3 separate regions of the Homo sapiens genome follow, and all the other regions are linked to region 2. Evidence: chromatin loops called from intact Hi-C (ENCODE). Cell type or tissue: OCI-LY7. All regions are shown on one strand.

Region 1 (2,500 bases), 130 kb after region 2:
TGTCCTTCGGTTCACATTGGCTCAGCAGCAAGCGCCTGCAGAACTCTTTATTCCTGGAGGGTGCAAAGTCTGCCCTGGCTCTAGAAATAATAGCTACAAAGAAAAACCACTGGCAGCCCCTGTGCCAGGGACTGTGTGGAGTTGGCTCTGCAGGAGCCTGGGTATCCTTAGAGCAGCTTGGAGAGTGAGCTCCTCATCCTCCATGTGCAGATCAGACATGCGGGTGGGGGTCTGGCCCGGGCACACAAAGCTGGGAGATGACAGGGCTCAGAGTCTGATCTTGGGCTGTCCAATCCCTTTCACCACACTGTGGCACATTCCAGAGCCCCTATCCAATTCCTAATTATCGGCTCCACTCCACCCCGACCCTGACTGCCCTCTCCCATCTCCTCATGCCCATCACTGCCACTGGGTGACCATGCAGTCCCATTACAGCCTCTTGTGGGGTTGATTTGTAGTTTTGTCTCCAGTGCTTCTTAGCCTGAACTGTCAGATGTCTAAATGTTTGAATTGGGTTGTAGAGAACATTTTGTTCCATGTGTCTGAATCTGTGGGTTTACATAGATGCTCAGGGGTTGGGCTGGGGAGCATGGGTTGTGGGTGCCAGGTAAGGCGTTGCCAACCCCTTCCAGAAAGGCCTCTGTTCTTACATGGGACACCCTGGGGTTCTGTCTGCCCTCCACCTAGAATCTCCCCTTGGGAAGGGGAAGGTGTGATTTTGCACATACTTCTTATTCTCCCAGCTGATGGTATGTCTTTGTTTTCAGTTGAGAGGGAAAATGTGCAGAAGAGGACCTTTACACGATGGATAAATCTACATCTAGAAAAGGTAATGGCGCACTTGGGTGTTTGCTAAGTGATAGATTCATCTGTAACTGAATTTACAGTTCCAGAGAGTGGAGGGGGAGCTGGTGACCTGTGCTCTTTCTGTTGTTCATTCATTTAAACATTTATAAGTGCCTCCCCCTGCCGGTTACCAAGCTCAGGATTGGGAAGAGATGACTGAGACACGGCTCTGCCCTCCTGGGGTCATCATTCTTATCAGGGGAAGGAAAGAGAGGGTCTGTCTTTAAGTAGGAATCTGAGCAGATGGTGGAAGACGTTCATTATTGAACACACCAACACCTGAAACTCAGGTGCGCATCTTGATTGCCAGACCCGGGATCTGTGAAGAGCCAAGAGCCATTTGTAGGTATTGGGCAAAGCTAGATTTCCTTCTAAAGTCACATAATGTTGCTATTTAATAATAATAATAGTAATAATATTATTACCTGCCCCTTCACTCTGCATCAGGCATCCTGCATAGTGCCACACACACATGCCATGTCTCCTGTCATCCTCATGACGACTTGAATTACCCCCCTCCTATCAGAAGGAGGAAACAGAGGCACGGAGACATAATGTGGCTTTCCTGAACTTTCCATGGCTTCTCCTCTGTATTCAACTTAGTGGCCCTTCTATTCCTCTGTTTCTTTCTCTTCTTGCATTCTTTGGCCCGGCTGTTTTGAGTTGCATTTTGTTTGCAAGCATCTCATGCACACACCATAAAACAAAAGCAGCTGAATCAGCTCCCCACTTGAAACAGACTAAAGGAAGAGCCACAGAGGAGAGGCAGTGATGGGAAGGGATGAACAGCTCTGGGTGAGAAGGGGGATGGGAGCAGGCAGAAATCTCAGCCCTCCTGGTGCATGAGGTTGGATGGACCTCAAGACTGTGGGCCTGGGGCTGGGAGAGGAGAGATTATTTTTCTCTTTTTTAGAAAGTTGATTTTTTATCTACTCACTTCACCTCTTTCTCCTTAAGCACCACTATCTGGTTCTCCATCTATATCCAGCAAGTAGTCTCAATTCTGTTTGAAGCTAGTAGCACCCCACTTTCATGTTTGTAGGTAATCGTCTCTCTTCTCCTCTTAAAAGGTTCAAGAGAGGCCGGGCACAGTGGCTTATGCCTGTAACCCCAGTGCTTTGGGAGGCTGAGGCAGGTAGATCACTTGAGGTCAGGAGTTTGAGACCAGCCTGGCCAGCATGGTGAAACCTTGTCTCTACTAAAAATACAAAAATTAGCTGGGCGTGGTGGCTCATGCCCGTAGTCCCAGCTACTGGGGAGGCTGAGACTGGAGAATCGCTTGAACCCAGGAGGTGGAGTTTGCAGTGAGCTGAGATCGCACCACTGCACTCCAGCCTGGGCGGCAGAGCGAGACCCTGTCTCAAAAAACAAAACAAAAGGTTCAAGAGTAACTATTGACTGCCTTTATGGTTAACACAAAAGAAAGGTTCTTAGAAGAAATCACTGAAATGATTAGAAAGCAGAGAAAATAAATGTGGCTTTTAGGAAGTGGAGCTCTTGACCTCAATTCTAATTCACATAGTTTATCTTTAGGTCTAGGATATTGCCCGAGCAGGCATTCGGCCACCCACACCTCCACTCCTGACGTGTAGAACATGTGACGCAGTGCCACCACTTCACCCAGGAGCATCCTGAACTCTACGGGTGAAAGATT
Region 2 (2,500 bases):
CTGTCTCTTAGCCCTCTGCACTGCCCACGGCTCAGTCACATAGTCCTTCTCTGCATATGTGCACAGATAGGCTGGCCAAAGGGTGCTAAGAGCAATTAGCAAGGCAGGTAGTCAGCTGTCACGAACGGGGCCCCAGTGGGAGATGCTACAGGCTTGACATGAGGTCTTCTCAGACCCCTGTATCTTTTCTTCTATTTCTCTATCCTTCTAACTTAGCAAACTGCTACCTAACTGCAGCCAAAAGTGGACGTCTCATGGACCAGCCCCTTGCACCTGGAAAACCAGAGATCACACACAGGTCACCCCTCAGGTCAGAAAAGCCCATCGAAGTAATCTTAACCCTGCTTGGGTGATAAAGTCCAGCTCCCAGAGCAAGGGCCACATTCGCTTGTTTCATTAAACAGCATGGAAAGATTCAAGACTCGTCTCAACTGGCCATCCCCAGATCAGAGCAAGCCAATGAGCAGCCCCGTTACTGCCCTCGCCTTCTGCAGAAACGCCAGAGGACTAGAGAGGTTCATCAATTGTGATGGAAATTCTATCTGTGTGGCGTTTGTCTCTCTCCAGGTTTCTCTGCCTGCCGGATACCCAGGCTCACATCTGCTCCATGGCACACTTATTGAATATAATCCGAAAGAAAGTTGCTGGCAATCTGGAGAAAGACGAACCCTTCCCGTTTCTGAGACGGAAGGACTTCTCAGGTGAGAAGCACTTTTACATGCATCGCCCCCTTCCGAGTGCCCCAGTGCCTCCAGGAGGGCAGGTGACTGTCGAGGCTGTGGCTCTGTTTGCGACACAGAGCCGCCATCTACTCTCCTGGGGTCAGAAAGTCCGTTGGCAAGTTTCAGATAATAACTCAGCTAATTTGGGTGGAGCTCTCTCTACTTTTGTTTCCCAAAGGAAAGACGCCAGAGATGGAAAGATGTTAGAGAAACAGAAGAATGAACTCGGCTGAACTAAGAAAGGCAGTCCTTGGCAGGATGTGGGGAGGGTAGTGCCTCCGGCCAACACAATAGGATTCACCTGGGAGAGGGGCCAGCTCCGGAGATTTCTGAGAGGCTCCTCCTCCAGAAGGATCAGCCAGGTCCCGGCAGCTCAACCGGGCCAAGGTGCCGGAGACCCTCGGACTCTGCAGACTGTCCAGTAGGGGGCACTGTTGCCTCCACACTGGCCGACCTCAAACACCTTCTGCTCCTGGTGTGCCCCTCCCCAAGGTCCTCCCCCAGGAGTGGAAGGCCGTCTCCAGCCCTGAAGAGACTCAAGGATCCTACCTGTCTGCAAGCCACCCCAGGCTGGCCTACCTGGCAGAGCCTGGGTGACATCCTGCATCCTCAGGGATGACACAGCAATCACTACAGCTGCTGTTTACTGAGCACCTACTATGTGCCAGATGCTTTCACTGTGTGACCTCATTAAAACTCCACCGGAGCCCTCTGACTGGGGTATTATTAGTCCCACTTTACAAATAAGAAAGGCAGCTTCAGAGGCCACACAGTCCATAAACATCAAAGCATAAGCGTCTCAGGTCTTTCCAGGTGGGAAGTTTGGGCCCCTTCCACTGTCCCCGACAGTGTCAGATCCTGTGGTTCCAGAGGGCTGCCTGTCCCCTGGGATCCAGGGCTGGGCGTGTATTATCTTGTGAGCTAGGTAATATTTTATACAAAAGCACAGAGCGGTCAGACGCCTGCCCAAGATTGCATAGACACCGCAAGTAGAGCCAGGATTTGAGCCTGGACTTCCGGGATCCAAGGCCCATATTCTTTCCATTACCTGGCCCGCCCCCTGTAGAGGGCCCATCAAAAACACCGCGTCCTTGCTTGCCCAAACCAACAGGAGGCCTCTTCCATGATCTCTTTCACTATGGCTTTCATCCCCTATTAATGCATTCTTGTGAATTTGGGGCTTTCTAGGCCTTCTCAGGTTGGCCAGGTCCACACAAGCTCATTGGCCTCTCTGGCCTCAATTTCCCCACCGGAAAATAGAGATTTCAAGGCATGGGCGGGCAGGGCTGCTGGTATGGAATAAGACCCCGATTCTGGTTCTGGTTGGGGGTGGCCGGCAGGCTTTTTCCACCGCCAGGGTCAGGGAGGCTTTGCATACTTGTGTGGGCGGCGGAGCAACTGCCCCCACGTGAGCCCCTGAACAAAGAGGCCTCAGAGCACCTCTCCTCGCACCACTCGCCGCCTCCAGCGCCCGCCGCCAGCCGGCTCAATAGAGCGCTTGTGGCCGCGCTGAGGAGCTGCGGCCCAGGCTCGGCGCATTGTGCATTGTCTGAGTCCCGGCGCCGCGGCCAAGGGTCGCTCCATCAAGGTCGCGCCTGGGAGGACGGGGGCTGGGGGGCGCGCGCGGGAATTGCCGGCCGCTGGGCAGCGACACGGTGCATTTGTCTCAGCGCTAGGGGTCACGGGGACTTTCAAAAGAAAGGCTTCCGGGCGCCCCTCTGCCCCTGATAAAGGCACCCATTGCTGCTCTCAACCCAACCCAGGCAAAACCCCACATT
Region 3 (2,500 bases), 160 kb after region 2:
GTTTCATCTTTCAAAAACAGTAGCATTTGACCATTGATGAGGGCAGCCTGTGAGACTATCATTTCAGATTGCTGAGCGCAGCTTTTCATTCCTGCATGGAGCTTTGTTCTCCCGGGGCACAATGGCCTGGCCGCTCTAATGCTCTTATTCTGACACCTGTTGAACAGGTTCTTCCAGCCCCTAAAAGAATTCTTGAGACGTGGCTCCAACAATGACCGTGCTCCTGCATTTCACTCGGGAGCCTTGCTGACGGGTTTCAGAGTGCCTGGTGCAGACAGAGGTCAAAGAATCTTCATTACCAATGCATGCTAGACATGTTGCACTACCATCCACCTTTGGCCAAAGGCACAGTGAAGATGGCATCCTGAAAACTCTACACCTGCCTGTGCGTGTGCCTCTCCAAACCTATAGGCCACCTTTGCACCCTTTGGCCCACCTAGCTTCCAGGATTTATTCTTTTGTTTAATTGGATGATGGTTGTGAAGGATTCAACCACTGCTCACTGTAAGAGCCCTTCTCTTCCTCCTCTTTCTTTCTTTCTTTCTTTTTTTCTTTTTTCTTTCTCTCTCTATCTTCCTTCCTTCCTTCTCTCCTTCTTTTTTCTTCTTTACTTTTCTTCTTTCTTCTTCTTGTCCTTTCTTCTTTCTTCTTCTTCCTCCTCCTTCTCCTTCTTCCTCCTCCTCTTTTCTTCTTCTTCCTTCTTCTTCACAGGGTCTCACTGTGTCATCCAGGTTGGAGTGCAGTGGCATGATCTTGGCTCACTGCAACCTCTGCCTCCCAGGCCCAAGCAATCCTCCCACCTCCACCTCCCGAGTAGTTGGGACCACAGGCACTACCACACACAGCTAATTAGAGACATTATTTATAGGAAATCCTGTGGAATAGTGGGATGTGGTTAATAATTATTGTACCCATTTCACCAACAAATAAACTGAGGCTCAAAAAGATAACATCAGTCACTCAAGGTCACAGAGCTGACTCAGCCAGGATTTGAAATCAGATCTTGCCAACTCTAGAACCTATATTGTTTTAACTCCATCAATTTGTAGCATTTGAAGTCTGTACCAGGGGCCGGAGTTGGGGTGGACTTGTCTCTCATGCAGGCTGTGCTGCAGGGGATTCATGAAGAGGATCAGGGAACAGGCAGAATTGGAAGGGACGCCCTGGCTGGGCCTGGGCAGAGCACTGCTGGGTGATGTCACCTACTTTACACTGCAGCGTGACATACTGACTTGGATTTGGTTGTTCTGTCTTTCAGTCCCAGGAATCCCCAAACCTGGAAAACATAGCAAACCCCCTAGAAGAAAATGTAACGAAAGAATCAATCAGTAGTAAAAAAAAGGAAAAAAGGAAACATGTGGACCACGTAGAAAGTTCACTATTTGTAGCACCAGGAAGTGTTCAATCCTCAGATGACCTAGAAGAAGACAGTAGCGACTACAGCATTCCTTCCAGGTATTTTATTCATCTCTTTTCACCCGTAAGGTGGAGCCAGAGAGTTAGAGAGTTATTTGCAGTTTCTGATTTGATGGGGTGGGAGGTGCAGGCATGGGATTGGACAGCAAGGGAAATACAGCTTCATACACAATCCTCATTCTCTACACCTGGGTTCCCCGACCCACCCTCATCATTACCAGACCTCATAAGGAGCAAAAAGGGAAGGATGGGAAGCTTGCCTTCTCTCCTCAGTCTTCAAACCTTTGGGTGGAAGCTGGCAGTGAGCAGCAGATGGCTGAACCATAGGTAGGCGTGGGGGTGAACGCGGTAGACTTGGAGCCTCTGCTGGCTGCCTTCTGGCCCCCAGACAACTACAGGTTGACCAGACTTCACTTTATAAGCATCTTAATGACTTCAAGCATATCCACCTTTCCACCAAGGAGACCATTAATGTCTGGCACGTGGAAGCTGGACATCTCATTAATATTATGGCTTCTTCCACAATTCCCATTCCAAGGAAGTAGGGATGCTTGATTTAGCTTGGGAGAAGGAGGGAGCAGGGAGGATAATGAGATTTAACTGATCTACAGGAATCTCATAGCACACCTCTGCTCTGTCACTCCAAGGCCACCAGATGAGCCAGATTTGTCCCAGGGAAAATGTGTAACTGCTGAAAATCAGAAGACCCTGGTCTCTCCCCTCTCTCATCGTCACAATAGTCAGTCAGTGTTGATCAAGCCCTTACTGTGCCCAGGAACTTCACATTCATTTTCTCATTCATTCTCACGTCACCTATAGACACATTGGTGGGACTGTGCCTCATATGGCAGACAAAGAAGGTCAGGGGGCCAGGTAACTTCCCCAGCTTAGGGAGTCTTGGACTCAGATGTGTCCCACTCCACATTCCACATTCTTTTTGTGCCCCCTTGTTGCCTGTGATGATGTAATACAAGCTGCAACAGAAAACTATTGAGGTATGCATTTGGGGAGGGGTAGGGAGAAGCCCATACAGACAGAGCCAGAGGAGTTGCTGGCAGGTGCCTGGCTTTCCACCTCCCTCTGC

The links. Peaks named below come from ENCODE experiments on the same cell type or tissue, not always from the same donor. Only the 100,000 strongest peaks of a DNase experiment are listed, where the experiment ranks them.
Region 1: it touches region 2 in a loop (9-fold over the local background); 2 of 110 quality-filtered maps call a loop at or near these places.
Region 3: a loop joins it to region 2, with 2.3 times the contacts of the local background. A loop is called at or near these places in 3 of 110 quality-filtered maps.

What each region holds. Positions count from the first base shown.
Region 1 is chr14:95,228,401-95,230,900 of GRCh38, reverse strand. It overlaps CLMN (calmin), which reads left to right. Exons shown (of 13, transcript NM_024734.4): 2 at 768-829. Among named protein-coding and RNA genes, the nearest start is that of DICER1-AS1, 72 kb to the right of the region's middle. In OCI-LY7, CTCF peaks have their summits at 764 and 966 (motif pointing left); a DNase peak (open chromatin) is centred at 960.
Region 2 is chr14:95,360,274-95,362,773 of GRCh38, reverse strand. All of the region lies in intron 2 of LOC107984710 (a long non-coding RNA gene), which reads right to left. LOC105370638 (a long non-coding RNA gene) reads left to right here and starts at 494. Exons shown (of 2, transcript XR_944172.1): 1 at 494-701; 2 at 901-1,428. RefSeq lists enhancers at 1,545-2,164, 2,165-2,500. In OCI-LY7, CTCF peaks have their summits at 952 and 1,154 (motif pointing right); a DNase peak (open chromatin) is centred at 1,153.
Region 3 is chr14:95,195,453-95,197,952 of GRCh38, reverse strand. CLMN (calmin) reads left to right here. Exons shown (of 13, transcript NM_024734.4): 10 at 1,259-1,455. Among named protein-coding and RNA genes, the nearest start is that of DICER1-AS1, 39 kb to the right of the region's middle. RefSeq lists a silencer at 1,471-1,637. In OCI-LY7, CTCF peaks have their summits at 1,267 and 1,466; a DNase peak (open chromatin) is centred at 1,482.